Regions from separate parts of the Homo sapiens genome. Here region 1 is linked to region 2. A link is an interaction called in ENCODE POLR2A ChIA-PET data of the cell type or tissue named here. Cell type or tissue: PC-3. All regions are shown on one strand. Region 1 overlaps METTL15 (methyltransferase 15, mitochondrial 12S rRNA N4-cytidine). Region 2 overlaps METTL15 (methyltransferase 15, mitochondrial 12S rRNA N4-cytidine).

Region 1 (2,500 bases), 63 kb after region 2:
TGCCACATTTTCTTAATCCAGTCTATCATTGTTGGACATTTGGGTTGGTTCCAAGTCTTTGCTATTGTGAATAGTGCTGTAATAAACATACGTATGCATGTGTCTTTATAGCAGCATGATTTATAATCCTTAGGGTATATACCCAGTAATGGGATTGCTGGGTCAAATGGTATTTCTAGTTCTAGATCCCTGAGGAATCGCCACACTGACTTCCACAATGGTTGAACTAGTTTACATGAATTCTTACAGGCATCAGTTAAAAATTGCCCAAATGACTTATTAACTTTCTTAAACCTGCATCTCCTCATATCTCAGTAAATGGTATGAGCACATAATTTGCCAGAGTCAAAAATCTGAGTATCACCTTCAAACTTCTTACTCTTCCCCTATTAAATCACCAATCCCTGTTGAACTTATATCCAGAATTGTCTAAAATATATTTAGCTCTTTTTTGCTGCCATTGCCCTAATCTTGGCCACTACTATCATTTTCTTTGATCACTGTAATTCTGCTCTGCTCTTCATGCACAAGACAAATTCGTGCCCTCAAGAATCTCATATATTGGTGTAAGAGATAGAAAATAAATGTGCAAATATATATATATATATGTATAGGCATATAATTTTTTAGATGATGAGATGATACTATAATCAAAGTTGTAAATTTTGCTGTAGGGAGGTCAATTTAATATTACTAAGGAGTTTAGAAAGAGGAAAGAAGACTGAACGTAAGATCAGTTAATGAATAAAAAGTAATGAAGGCTGGAATAATGGCAGTGGTGGAAGGAAATCATAGATTTTTAAAAATAAATTAAAAATTTGTATTTTTGTATTTCAAAAGAAATATATTTAGAAAATTTAAAAAATATAGATAGACTTGAGGAAGACAAAAAAATTTCTCCTGTAATCCTGCTGTTAAACTGTTAATCTCTTGGCTTGTATCTTTCCAAGGTGTTGCTTGTGTTTATACAGTTTTTCTTTTCTTACAGAATTACAATCATACTATTTGTATTTTGTCATATTTAGCAAAAGTTTTAAATGTCTTTTTCTCTAATGCAGTCATTAAAAGCCTGACTCTGGAACCACAGTGTCTGAGTCAGAATCCTTGCCTTACGATTTTTACTAGCTATGCCCTTGGGCATGTTACTCTACTCCTCTGTGTACCAGTTTCCTCATCTATAAAATTAGTACAGGAGTATAATAAGGGTTAAATCAGTTAATATTAGGAAATGTTTAGAATAGCATGTGGTACCTAATAAGTATTTCTTATCATTACCATTCACTCCTTTACACTATTAATTTTTATTGATTGTATAGTATTGCATCATATGGTATGCAGTCTCAGGAGACAGTATTATGTGTGGTCTTTGTGGCCAAGTGGACTTGGCTAACCTGTCAGTTATTATCTATCTGACCTTTAGCAGTTGACCTTAGCTCTGTGAGATTCAGTTGCCTTACATGTAAAATGGAATTATGATATTACTGTGTATGGTTTTTGTAAAAAAGGAAACATCCATATGAAATAACAACTTAGAAAACTGCCTGGCAAGAAATACACACTTGATAAATACTACCTGTTATTCTTGTCAAAGTGGAATAGCTGGATAATGGACATCAAAAGTCTAAACTTTTCAATAATATTTTCAAAATTGAGAAGGCATAAGTTGATAAACTTTTTGCCTTTCTTTTATAAATATAATAATTCTTAGATGGATACACTAGAAGGACAGTTCTGTATGAATAAAAGCTGAATTCCCATTGTAGTAATTTCTTGGTCTTCCACATTGTTAATTTAAGATATTTGGTAAGTCCTTTTATAAATAAACACTGACAGTGTGTGAAAGAATATATATATTTGAAGTTTGAAAATACATAAACTTTGTGTTAAAATAGTAAAATGCAATATATGTTTTGTAAAGAAGGAATTAGCATCTGACATTTTATTATGAATACAGATTTCCATCAGTGAATAAGGCTTCCAATTGAAAAGATTTAGTAGAGTTAGATTTTTAAAAAAAGTACTTGGCCTGAAATCAAGAAAAATGCTGGTTTCTTCAAAGATGATTGAAACAAATGTCTTCAAATTTGAAACATTTGCTGGCAAAGCAGATGTTTCATTCGAGACAAGTGTTTTAGGTTGTGTGAAGACTCCAAGTAAAATGTTTTCTATGCATGTAAAAAGCTGTATTTAATATGAAATATGGCAATGTAGGCCCAACATTTAAGTTGTATGGATTAGGTAAGAAAAAGTGATTTTTTGGGAAAATCAGAATATAGAACTCTGGGGATTTGAAAGTTATATTACTTACATGATGAAACGAATTAGGAAAGTATTTGATGTTGAATGTTTTCTACATTTAATTTATTAATTTTCATGATTCTTTTGGCGTTGGTTTCCTCATCTGATATAATGAAAGCGTTGGAGTCTATTGGAAATTAGATCTGCTAGAGTTTTTTTGGGTCCTTAGCAGGAGCATTTAATGTGAAATCCTGAAGAGAGG
Region 2 (2,500 bases):
AACCAAAAATCTACTTAGATCACTCATTCCCCCCCCCACCGACATTTTTTCAATGTCACATTTGCCACACAATTCTGCAGATTATAGCTTTGGTGAAGTTAACATATTATCCTCAAGGTAACATCTTGTTGATGTTACATCATATTTGTATTTCTTTGTGTTTTATTACGTGTGATCAGCTTTTCAACGTTTTTAATTTTTTTTATTGCAAAAGGAAAGACAGACATATTTAAGTGGGATTTATGCTTCTTGTAGTATTTTGAGAACATATGGTTTTTGGTGGGGTCAGTCATGCAGGGGAAATTTCCCAAAGTGAGGATTGATAACAATGCTAATTCTGTGGAGTCTGGAATTAATCCATTCATTCATTTTCTTCAGAAAACATTTATTAAGCACTGATGTGCATCTTATTTTGTGTATACGAAGGTGTGGGTCATATTCTTAAATAACTAATAACCTGTAAGGAAAGAATAGTGTTAACTGGGTAGTATCAAGCGGTGTTTACTGTGGTAGTATCAAAAACTTTGCTTGAAACCAGCTGGGTATAAAATGCATGGTGTTTTCAAAAGGTCTCCTGTTAATATATGTACATAAATCCTTTTTTTCTTCTGCATTTTAAAGAGTTATGGATTGCTGAAGAAAATGGAGCACCTATGGTAAATCCAAGGAATATATCAATTATTTGTTTTTTGGGTGCCGGGGACAGATAATTAAAGGTAGACATGAAATACCGAAGTGTGCTCAGTTGAGTGTTTATACAGTCATAGTTTAAACTGATATACACTCCACTGATACAGGGTACAGGGAGATGATCTCGTCAGAGAATCGGACTGATAGACTGATTATCTTTTTTATTTTTTGGATGTGCATGCGTAGTCTTTTCCCAGGGATAGTCTCTGAAGATGAGAATTTAGCATTGTGAGAAAAACAAATACAAGAGCTTGAAATAGAAGACCATCTGAATCTAAAATGTAATACTTTTAATCCGTTCAGTCATCCTGATTACTTTTCAAATAAACAGTTTTAATTCATTGAATCTACTTTTTAGCCTTAATTAAAATTCAAAAAAGTATGTTTCATAAAAATGTTGACCTAATAATCAATTTTCATATCCCTAATGGTTAAAATGTTAATGATATTAGAATGTATTAGGCTACATTAAAAATTGTATTTAAATTATGTTTAAATTACGTCTCTGGGTCCTCTTAGGTTCCTTGCTTTGTATATATAAGAAGGGTTTGTCACCTTTACTTGTTTAAGATGTTAGGATCATGAGTCTTAACTTTTTTTTGATGTGCTAAATATTGCATATTAATTTGATTTTCCCCAAGTATTAGAACATTCTTTTAAAAAAATCCAACAATCATATTTTAATTTTTTTTTCTAGATTTGTTTACCTACAAAATGCTTCGGTATCCATATTTTTGTAGAATGTATAAAGAATGCCTTTCATGTTGGTTGGAATCTGGCATACCTAATTTAGGTGTCTGGCCAAACAGAATACATACTACAGCAGAAAAATATAGAGAATATGAAGCCCGGGAGCAAACAGATCAAACTCAAGCCCAGGAGTTACACAGATCTCAAGATAGAGATTTTGAAACTATGGCTAAATTACATATTCCAGTAATGGTGGATGAAGTTGTTCATTGTTTGTCACCACAAAAAGGACAGGTGAGTTGAATTTTTATTTTTTAGCAAGTTTTTGTTGAGATAAAATTCACTTATTGTAATATTCATTATTTTAAGGTATACAATTCAGTGGCCTTTAGTATACAGATGAATCCCAACTTTTGATGGTTGATGCGAAAGTGATACACATTCAGTAGAAATTGTACTTTTCAGTGCCATACAACCATGCTTTTTTTAACTTTCAGGACAATATTCATATAAGTTACATGAGATAGTCAATAACTTGATTATAAAATAGGCTCTGTGTTAGCTGATTTTGCCTAACTGTAGGGTAACGTAAGTGTTCTGAGCATGTTTAAGGTAGGTTAGACTAAGCTATGATGTTCGGTAGGTTAAGTACTTAAATGCATTTTTGACACATGGTGTTTTCAACTAATGAAGGGTTTGTCAGGACATAACCCCCTTGTAAGTTGAGGAGAATTTGTATTGATAAGCTTATGACCACTGTTTAATTGAGGAATGTGTTTGTCATCCCAGTATGAAACCCCATTCCCATTAGTATTCACTCGCCATTGACATCCTTCCCCCAGCCCCTGACAACCACTAAGCTATTTTTTTTGTCTCTATGAATTTGCTTATTCCAGACATTTCATTTAAATGGATTCATAGATATGTGGCATTTTTTATCTGCCTTCTTTTACTCAGCATGTTTTCAGGGTTCTTCCATGGTGTTGCATGTATCTGTACTTGGTTCTTTTTTATTGCTGAATCATTGCATTGTATGGATATGCCACATTTTGTTTATCCGTTAACCAAATGATGAGCATTTATATTGTTTCTGCTTTGTGGCTATTGTGAATAATGCTAC

What was found. Peaks named below come from ENCODE experiments on the same cell type or tissue, not always from the same donor. Only the 100,000 strongest peaks of a DNase experiment are listed, where the experiment ranks them.
Region 1: POLR2A ChIA-PET joins it to region 2 with 16 read pairs; 2 of 35 experiments call an interaction of 5 or more read pairs at or near these places.

The regions. Positions count from the first base shown.
Region 1 is chr11:28,175,319-28,177,818 of GRCh38, forward strand. All of the region lies in intron 3 of METTL15 (methyltransferase 15, mitochondrial 12S rRNA N4-cytidine), which reads left to right. Among named protein-coding and RNA genes, the nearest start is that of METTL15, 68 kb to the left of the region's middle. In PC-3, no CTCF peak of the experiment used is centred here; a DNase peak (open chromatin) is centred at 1,113.
Region 2 is chr11:28,111,931-28,114,430 of GRCh38, forward strand. It overlaps METTL15 (methyltransferase 15, mitochondrial 12S rRNA N4-cytidine), which reads left to right. Exons shown (of 7, transcript NM_001113528.2): 3 at 1,388-1,674. The coding sequence starts at 1,405. Among named protein-coding and RNA genes, the nearest start is that of METTL15, 4.8 kb to the left of the region's middle. In PC-3, no CTCF peak of the experiment used is centred here; no DNase peak of the experiment used is centred here.